Linked DNA regions of Homo sapiens: region 2 is linked to region 1. A link is a contact called in ENCODE Hi-C or POLR2A ChIA-PET data. All regions are on one chromosome and are shown on one strand. Each heading gives the region's core, a stretch centred on a gene start or an enhancer-like site at or near the end of the contact. The rest is flanking DNA. Distances are from core to core; before and after follow the strand shown. Region 1 overlaps MAP2 (microtubule associated protein 2). Region 2 overlaps PIKFYVE (phosphoinositide kinase, FYVE-type zinc finger containing).

Region 1 (5,242 bases), core at 691-3,190:
TCACTGATGACTGGTACCATTTTTACTTCCCCCATTTGCTAAATACTCAAAATTTATTTGAGCTTTTTTTTTTATTAAATGCAGCGAAACAATTTAGTGCATCAAAAACTACATATTGTGGTATGAGTAAATGTTGTTTCACAGCTTATTTTAGCATTCTAGAAAGGTTGGCATGGAAACCTTGAGAAGGCATTTTAGATGCTCAGTGATGCATAAAGGCATTCATTTTGAAAGTCCTGTTTATCTTATTTATCCCAATTTAGAATCAATTTTAATAGTTATTTGTATCTAATTTTAGAAATATGATTTTTTTCAACAGGCAGAAGTAGTTTCTTTAGTCTTTTTCTTTTTTTTCTTTTTTTTATTTTTAACACACATAATCCAGAGTCAGGGAGAGTTTTCAACAATTAAGCAATATAATTCACTGGATAGAGATATACATTGGAATCATTTAGATTTGGTTTCAAATGCTGGCTGTTAGCTTTATGATAATTGCTATGTTAGTAGCCTCGAAACATGAGATTAAACATTAAGATAATAGCAATAAAAGGAAATAAATAAGGTAATACATGCAATACACTATACAATATAATATGTTACCAGGTAATATATGTAACACACTTGCATAAAGTATACATTCATCAACTTTCATTATTATATGTGTAAAATAATAGAGCTGGAAAAAGAAAAATTCAATAAATTACTTTGACTCAGGAACCTTTTCATCATTCATCCTCTTTTCAGTCTTTCTGTCTTGCCTGAACACTGGGAAATGTTGGTTCAATTGAATCACAAGACATTCACTAATTTATTTATGAATAAGCTTCTATGGATTACAAAGGGTGTGAAAAAAGTTAATATCAATTTTTTTTTCAATTCATTACCTGTTGTGTTTGTTATTTGGTTGTTGGTGGATCTCTCTTACCCCATGATAATTAGGGACCATCAGTGTCCCTTGGGATCCAGAGACCTGGTTTCAATTTTTGTCTCGTCTGCTAAGCAGCTGTGTTACCTTGAATAAGGAAATTCAAATCTTGAGACCTGGGTTTTCTTGTATATAAATTAAATGGAGATGAGCCGTATTATTTTTAATATACGTTCTAGCTTTTATCCATATTTTTCCAGTAGGATATTAGAAATTAAATAAAGACTATTCTGTATCTACCATCTCTGTAGACATGCTCAGAGGTTGTCAAACATTTTGGAAATGACTTTTGTTAAGTGAATTAGCTACTAATTTTTTTAAAACTTAGAGTCACAAAACAACTAGCAAATAAATGACAATTATTTCTAAATTTGTTTTTAATATAGAGATTAATTTTTCATATCTATATTTAGAAATGACGTCTTCTAATTTTATCTAGGCATAAAACAGCTAAAAAACTTGATATAGTCTATACCAAAATAACCCAATAATAAAAGTAAGTTGTAATGGGAGAATAACCCAAAGGAGCAATTTTCATGTGAAAAATTTTCCAGTGTATGAAGAATTGTTATTCACGGAAGGCTAATCTGTTGGCAATGTCTGTTGCTGAGCTGAAGAGGGTTCTGACAAAGCAAGCCCATTCCTGCATGGACTAAGCCTTCGAGTGGCCTTGAATTAGAAAGGAAGATAATTCTGCCTCTGGAAAAAGATATCATAGTGTAGTTATATAGAAATTACTCCTCAAAAGTTCCAACCCTTCTAACTAAAGCTTTACCAAAAGAATCCCAAAGAAGATAAACTTTCAAAATTCCGCTAAATAAAAACTCCATTGTCCTTTCAAAAAACATATACATTCTCAGGGAATTTTGTATAGTTCAAGATTATATAAATAACTTTGTCCAAACTCTTAGTTTCTACATTTCTTTAGAATTTCTCTTTTTCTCCTAAGAAAGTCTGGGGAAAAAACTCTTCACTATAGTAACTGATTAGTTCCATTTCCTGTCATATTTCTTTTCTTGTGGTTGCTGGTTTCTAGCCAATTCTATTTTTGCATTTATTTTCCCCCATTACATTCTGTTTCTTTTTTTTCTGGGTAGAAGAATTTTTGTGTTTTTCATTTTGTCAAAATGGAATTCTTCTCATGTTATGTCATGATTTTGATATTTTCAAGCTTAAAAAGCAACACAGAGGAGGTTTGTTTACATAATGAAGCATATCATGGGCTTTTTACAGAAGGTCTGATAATTCAGAAAGTATTTTCAACTAGCAGTGGATTAGCAATGCCTACTTTTTTCATAAGTCCTATTCTTTTGAGCATAGTCAGCTTGAGGCAGCTGTGGTTTAAAAGAGGAAACTAGGAGTCTAGGAAGTGACCTCATGAAAATGCAGAAAATTAAGAGTTTAAATAGTAATAATATACAAAAGCAAATAGCATATTTCACTAAATGTCTGAGTGCCTGAGAATTCTGGAAGTGGAGGGAAATCCAATTTAAAGAATATAAAATTAATATCCACATGTGAGTACATAGAGAGAAATACAGAAGGGGGAGGCTGAGAGACCTTTCTCAGGCTTTCGTTTTTTGGTTTGTTTCTTTATTTTTTTCTTTCTTTTTTTTTTAAAGAGCACTCTAGATTTATTTGGGTAAAATACGTGAGTATTTGCTTAGGATATATGCATTTATAAATTTAAAAGAGCAAGGATTCTCCCTGGGGCAAATCTTTCCTTGGATCATTGAAAACTAACCAAACAGTGTCTTCTAACTAGATTATCTTCATACTAGATCCTTGCAGAAGTATTAGCTGACCTAAGTCCTATTTTTTGCCACCCTGAAAGTGAAAGAAGGAAGTGCTGCTATAATAAGAACTGTAACTAAATCTAACGGCATCCCTGTTTTCTGATGATGGTCATGTGTTAGAAAAGTTTCATTTCATACCTGAGATATAAGATGTACAAATGTCTTTCCTAAGCTTGATCATCCATGGCAGATCTATGATGGAATATAGTGGGGAATCTGTAAAGCTGACTGACTACAAAACCAACAAATACTTTTTCTTCTCTCCCAGATTTACTTAATTAAACCAGGAGACTTGTGAATATATGAATAGGACAGAGCTCCAGGCAGATGGACTTTTATGAATTCTGCACCCTCACTATCTGGAGCTCTTTATACTAATCCTGGCATCTGGGAGAAAAGTGATTGCAAAGTTACACATTAGAATTGTCTCATTTTCTTGTGGCAGTTCTTAGTGTGATATCTGGTGGACATCGTTCCTGTATCACCCTGTGTAGAAATAAAAAAGAACACTTAATCCTCACTTACTCTACCCTGTATTTTTCTCCATAGCATTTCTATATTACTGATATATCTGATATATTTTTTTGTACAATTAATTATTGTTTCACCTAACTAGAATGTTCATAGAGCAGGAACATTTTCTGTTTTGATCACTGATGAGTCCCTAACATCTAGCCAAGTTTTTGGCACATCATAGTTGCTCAATAATATCTGTTCAATGAATATGAATTTAGTCACTATTTTCACGCATACACCGATGCCTACTGTTGTCTGGTCTTCCCCTCGCAGCCGTGTACTCCGCCTCTCTTCTTTCTCACCACATCCCACAATTCCCATCCCACTAGCAGCTTTCTTCACAACAATGAGGTTACATACTTGATTAAGGAACCATCTCTTATGGATCTTTCTCAGGTGCTTAGTGTGACACCATGTGTGGCTGTGCCCTCTTAGAGGTGAGAGCTGAGCTCCTGATTTGGCTTCTTTATGCCCTTCCTTCATGAAGGACAGTGGTTCTCAGAGTGTCCCCTGAACCAGCACCATCAGCATCACATGGGTACTTGTTAGAAATGTAAATCTTTGGGCTCCACCCCAGACCTAGTGAATCAGAAATGTGTGGCTGCAGCTCGGTAACCTGCGTTTTGTCAAGTCTTCCAAGTAATTCTGATGCTGAAGTTTGAGAACCAGTGAGAAGACATAGATTGCCTCCTGGCTTTGTTTTTAACTTTTCAAAATCCCTGTAATTTCTCTGGGCATATTTCTTCAGGAGATCCAAAAAGATTCATATTATACGAAGTTCTCTCTCTAAATTAATGCAGGGGCTTAACATTTATTTATTAAATTATGGGCATGGTAGGCATAGATTATATGTCCCTGTAGAATCTTGCAAGGTAGAAGCCATCTTCCCCCCCTGCCCACCCCAGAAAATATGCAAATTCAAGTTTCTAGAAGACTGGGCTGTAATTCCCATTTATTTTTAAGTGTATACCTACCTCCTTCATCCCCCCAAACTTCCCACATGGTATATGTATAAATTCAACCCTAGAACCTGTTGTAGGTGAGCCACAGCTCTTCAGGACAAATACTCAAAATCAGTAATTGTATGTAAAGCTAAAAATTAAACTTCTTTAGAATGGGAAATATTACGTAGATATTATATAGTCTTCTTTCTTGGAAATTCTATGTAATTCTGTTTTAGAGAAAGATAGGAATGGTTCCTCACTTTAAAATTTTTATGTACTAAATCTGCTTTAATTTATAAAATAGCAATATAATGTTATATTTGCTTTTTTATTAAAACCACTTCTGTCATTTATGGGAAAATATTTCAGTTGCCACATTTCATTCTTAACTTGATTATAATTTGGTTAACATATTGACAGTTCAGCCTTTTGAATGCTTGACTTCTAGTCCCCAGACCTTTCACTGTAGCTGAAAGAGCATCAGAACTTGGGTTCTTTCTCAAAAGAGGACCTGGAAGAATAGCTGAGCCCATGTCATCTTAGGACTATATATATATACATGTATATGTACATAAATATACATGTATATATGTACATATGTATGTATATATGTATATGTACATATGTATGTATATATGTACATGTACATATGTATGTATATATGTATATGTACATATGTATGTATATATATGTGTGTGTGTATATGTGTGTGTATATGTATATATGTGTGTATATACATATATATACACACATATATACACACATACATATATATACATACATATGTACATATACATATATCCTCAATCATTTTTTCACATTTTAAAAAGCCTAATCACATATCTAGCCTTTTTCTCTGGGGAAGACCAATTCATTATAGTTCCTTAAGAACTTTGAGTCTGAACTAAGAATAAGGAGGTGCTATTTGTCTCTCAAATGGAGTTTGCTATAGTACACATTAGAACTGACAAGGATTTTAGTTAGGAAAAAAAATGGTGGTGTGGATGAAGCAGCAACAGTTATCAAATGTGGTGGAGAGGACACTAAAGCTTCCTTGCTTG
Region 2 (5,242 bases), core at 1,526-4,025, 1.2 Mb before region 1:
GGAGGTCTCTGATGTGAAAAGTAATTGTTTAAAAACTTTTAAGTAGAATTTGAACTTAATTCTTTTAAAGACATAGTTTACACTTAACTGTATTGTGAATATAATATTAAGTATTGATATAAATATCATCAAGGATTGTCAAATTTGTCAAAAAGCCCACAGGCAGATCTCCAGTTAAGGATGCTGCTTGCCCTGTGGAGTGAGGAAGAGAAGCAGGCAGTAGAGGTTAAAGAACTAACTCTGATGATAAATTTCTTTTGGACACAAAAGGAGATTAGCCTTCTCCTATTCCTTCCCTACTTAGCTTAGCTTAGCTTCCTAGAGTAAAGACATTCTTAGTCCATAGTACTCCACTGGTTAGGCCTCAGATAATGGGAGAAAATTTCTCTTCCTTCTTGGCTCCCACGGTTTCAGATCAAAGAGAGAAGGCAAGCGGGTACAAGGAGCCACTGCAGCTTATCTGATAGCTTGGCAGTGCTTCTAAATTCATCTCCAAGCATCTGGTTCGGCTAGAAGTTTACAGAGTGGCCCTTTATGTAATTGAAATGTGCAATTCTTGTACTTCACATGTCATGGACATATACTTTACTGTGTAATCTGCTGGGCTGTTTGGTGGAAGTTTTTTTGTTTGTTTGTTTTGCTTTTAAGAGGGGACAGGTTAGAGAATTTTTGTAAGCATTTCCCACTTCTTTTCTTTCCACTTATTTGGTCAGATTATTCAACAGTTATTTAGTGAACATATTTTTTTGTTAAGCATTTATTATTTATTTTTTGTCTTATCTATTTTCATTCATCCTTTAAAAAATTTAAAGATTTTACACAAATTCTACATAAATGCTATTTATTATGTTTTAATATTTATGTTTTTGAGTCTGTCTTGCTAAAATTTTGTTAAAAAACCCCTGTGCCAATATTGAAAGAGAAACACTATTGAGGATTGTCTGAATAGACTTTCTACACTGTCATCTGTTGTTTTGTGATATCTGAGCTGAGCTTCTTTCTTGAAAATTCATCACTCTCGCTATCATGTGTTCTTTTGCCAGCATTCAGATTTCTGTTGAATGCAGTTTTCAGTTTGTGATTTTTTTTTTTTTTTTTTTGAGATGGAGTCTCGCTCTGTCACTCAGGTTGGAGTGCAGTGGTGCGATCTTGGCTCACTGCAATCTCTGCCTCCTAGGTTCAAGTGATTCTCCTGCCTCAGCCTCCCTTGTAGCTGGGATTACAGGCGTGTGCCAACACGCCCAGCTAATTTTTGTGTTTTTAGCAGAGATGGAGTTTCGCCATGTTGGCCAGGCTGGTCTCGAACTCCTGACCTCAGGTGATCTGCCCACCTCGGCCTCCCAAAGTGTTGGAATTACAGGCGTGAGCTACCACGCGCGGCCCAGTTTGTGATTTTAAAGGGGAAATTAACACCCTCGTTTTTAAAAATTAAAAGGAGAAGCAAAAGTTTCATTTTATTTGCTTTTCAGAAGCTGTGCTTATAATTATTGGCTTGAGAGTCTTAGTTACGTACATTTGATTTTCACAGTTCTGTTTCTGATTTTGGCTGTTGCCAATTACTGCTCTTCTTAATTCTTGCATTTCTGTATTTTTAGTGTATTTTATGTATTTGTAAGTATTTTCTTATGCATTTTATTTATATGTTTATTACATGTTCTTGCCTTTTTACACCAATAATTTATGTTGGCTAACTTAAAACATTTATAAAGACAAAGGGCAATTTCTAAATATATGAGTAGATGGTATAAAACAGGACAATGAAGTAATAACTTCTTATTTTATATTGTACTTAGAATCCTTATTTAATCGCCGAGTAGAGGAAAAATCCAAAGAGCTGCCTTTCACACCTTTGGGCTGGCATCATAACAACCTGGAGCTCCTGAGGGAGGAGAATGGGGAGAAACAAGCCATGGAGAGGTTGCTGTAAGGCAATGAAATTTTTAATTTTAATTTTTCACTTTTATTATCTTCAGTGACTTGATAAGCATATGCATCATTCCTCTTAAAAAGGGAGGTCTTTTTCTTTTTCCTTAGAAAGTAAAAAAATACTAAGGTTACTTAGGAAATACAGTCTATTTTGACTTGTGATTAAATTTCTTATAAAACCAAGAGCCCCGGCTGGGTGCAGTGGCTCACGCCTGTAATCCCAGCACTTTGGGAGGCTGAGGCGGGAGGATCACAAGCTCAGAAGGTTGAGACCAGCCTGGCCAACATGGTAAAACCCCGTCTCTACTAATAATACAAAAATTAGCCAGGCGTGGTGGCGCTGGCCTGTAATCCCAACTACTCAGAGGCTGAGACAGGAGGATTGCTTGAACTCAAGAGGCGGAGGTTGCAGTGAGCTGAGATCGCGCCACTGCACTCCAACCTAGGCAACAGAGCAAGACTTCGTCTCAGAGAAAAAAAACAAAAACAAAAGCCCCAAACTGTGCTTGTCTGTCCCCATTTTACGTGTTAAAATTTCATTTCAGTCAATTGCAGGGGACTTCTTAGTGGAAGATATTCAGATTTCATTTATATGCAAAATCCTTAAGGTACAGATATAATGAAAGAATGATATTGACCTAGAAAATCTTATCTGTGAGCCGTAATTGAAATGTTTATTTCTTTGTAGGCTGTTTGTTTTATCATCAGAATTATTGTCTCTGGCAGTATTAACTATGCAAACTTCTTTCTTATAATATTTTTGTAGTTCAGCTAATCATAACCACATGATGGCACTACTCCAGCAGTTGCTCCATAGTGACTCACTGTCATCATCTTGGAGGGACATCATCGTGTCATTGGTCTGCCAGGTTGTTCAGACAGTCCGACCTGATGTCAAGAACCAGGATGATGACATGGATATCCGTCAGTTTGTCCACATCAAAAAAGTGAGCTCTGCTAATGTTTTACTAATGCTAGGAACTGATGAGGCAGGACTGATTGTAATTTTTGTCTTAATGGTAATCTGAAAAGAGTCATTACCCTGAGGGGTGCTAGGTGAGGAGTAGGAGGTTTTGCTGTCTGCTTTGTTAGCAGCGCACTTAGGAGTCATGGAAGCCACGCATAGGAAGTGAAAGGTCAATGGAAAGGATGAGTTATATCGGAGATGAGTTGGGAACCCAAACAGAGATAGGTTCTTCCTTTCTTGCTTCCTCTTCTTGACAAGTCAGCTATGAGAAAGCCTGTTCTCACAGATTGTGATCACTGTTTGGAGGAAAAGCAGTGGGTAATTTGCTTTATTTAGATCAAGCTTGTCCCACTCGTGGCCTGTGGGCTGCATGCAGCCCAAGACTGCTTTGAATCTGGCCCAACACCAATTCATAAACTTCTTAAAACATTATGACATTTTTTGCGATTTTTTTTTTTAACTTTTTTATGTCTCTTTCTTTTTTTTTAATTATTATTATACTTTAAGTTTTAGGGTACATGTGCACAATGTGCGGGTTAGTTACATATGTATACATGTGCCATGCTGGTGTGCTGCACCCATTAACTCGTCATTTAGCATTAGGTATATCACCTAATGCTATCCCTCACCCCTCCCCCCACCCCACAACAGTCCCCAGAGTGTGATGTTCCCCTTCCTGTGTCCATGTGTTCTCATTGTTCAATTCCCATCTATGAGTGAGAACATGTGGTGTTTGGTTTTTTGTCCTTGCGATAGTTTACTGAGAATGATGATTTCCAATTTCATCCACGTCCCTACAAAGGACATGAACTCACCCTTTTTTATGGTTGCATAGCATTCCATGGTGTGTATGTGTCACATTTTCTTAATCCAGTCTATCATTATTGGACATTTGGGTTGGTTCCAAGTCTTTGCTATTGTGAATAGTGCCGCAATAAACATAATGTGTGCATGTGTCTTTATAGCAGCATGATTTATAGTCCTTTGGGTATATACCCAGTAATGGGATGGCTGGGTCAAATGGTATTTCTAGTTCTAGATCCCTGAGGAATCACCACACTGACTTCCACAATGGTTGAACTAGTTTACAGTCCCACCAACAGTGTAAAAGTGTTCCTATTTCTCCACATCCTCTCCAGCACCTGTTGTTTCCTGACTTTTTAATGATTGCCATTCTAACTGGTGTGAGATGGTATCTCATTGTGGTTTTGATTTGCATTTCTCTGATGAAAAAACCACTTTAAAGTTCGTATGGAACCAAAAAAGAGCCCGCATCGCCAAGTCAATCCTAAGCCAAAAGAACAAAGCTGGAGGCATCACGCTACCTGACTTCAAACTATACTACAAGGCTACAGTAACCAAAACAGCGTGGTACTGGTACCAAAATAGAGATATAGATCAATGGAACAGAACAGAACCCTCAGAAATAACACTGCATATCTACAACTATCCGATCTTTGACAAACCTGAGAAAAACAAGCAATGGGGAAAGGATTCCCTATTTAATAAATGGTGCTGGGAAAACTGCCTAACCATATGTAGAAAGCTGAAACTGGATTCCTTCCTTACATCTTATACAAAAATTAATTCAAGATGGATTAAAGACTTAAACGTTAGACCTAAAACCATAAAAACCCTAGAAGAAAACGTAGGCATTACCATTCAGGACATAGGCATGGGCAAGGACTTCATGTCTAAAACACCAAAAGCAACGGCAACAAAAGCCAAAATTGACAAATGGGATCTAATTAAACTAAAGAGCTTCTGCACAGCAAAAGAAACTACCATCAGAGTGAACAGGCAACCTACAAAATGGGAGAAAATTTTCGCAACCTACTCATCTGACAAAGGGCTAATATCCACAATCTACAATGAACTCAAACAAATTTACAAGAAAAAAACAACCCCATCAAAAAGTGGGCAAAGGATATGAACAGACACTTCTCAAAAGAAGACATTTATGCAGCCAAAAGACACATGAAAAAATGCTCATCATCACTGGCCATCAGAGAAATGCAAATCAAAACCACAATGCGATTTTTTTTTTAAGCTCATCAGCTGTTATTAGTGGATTTTATGTGTGGCCCAATACAATTCTTCTTCCAGTGAGGCCCAGGGAAGTCAAAAGATTGGACACCCCTGATTTAGATAGTAATGGAGTCCTGTGTGTGCTTTTTCCCTATGATATTTAACTTAAACAATAGTGTTAACTGCCACATGGCACTAGTTTATTCAGTCAGTGAGTACTTTAGAGTCCTAGGGTAGTACATTAGAGAACAGGGGATGGGAAAACAGAGTCATGCAGAGATGCCATTGATCGTTGGTTGAAAGGAAGTATTATTTCCTGAA

The links. A loop is a pair of places that touch in the nucleus more often than their neighbours do. ChIA-PET counts read pairs that join two places held with the same protein, here RNA polymerase II (POLR2A). Pooled maps may share reads with other maps.
Region 2: a loop to region 1 is called in a pooled map, with 9 times the contacts of the local background. The contact joins two enhancer-like sites. A Hi-C loop is called at or near these places in 4 of 37 single-sample maps with no recorded cell type and 4 of 50 pooled maps. POLR2A ChIA-PET finds 5 or more read pairs at or near these places in 1 of 52 experiments (GM12878).

Annotation. Positions count from the first base shown.
Region 1 is chr2:209,523,976-209,529,217 of GRCh38, forward strand. All of the region lies in intron 2 of MAP2 (microtubule associated protein 2), which reads left to right. Among named protein-coding and RNA genes, the nearest start is that of MAP2, 100 kb to the left of the region's middle. Within about 2 kb of position 1,941, at least 5 of the 41 ENCODE cell types and tissues checked have a DNase peak (open chromatin) inside an H3K27ac peak, as active enhancers do.
Region 2 is chr2:208,312,501-208,317,742 of GRCh38, forward strand. It overlaps PIKFYVE (phosphoinositide kinase, FYVE-type zinc finger containing), which reads left to right. Exons shown (of 42, transcript NM_015040.4): 14 at 1,794-1,923; 15 at 2,693-2,873. Among named protein-coding and RNA genes, the nearest start is that of PIKFYVE, 49 kb to the left of the region's middle. Within about 2 kb of position 2,776, at least 5 of the 41 ENCODE cell types and tissues checked have a DNase peak (open chromatin) inside an H3K27ac peak, as active enhancers do.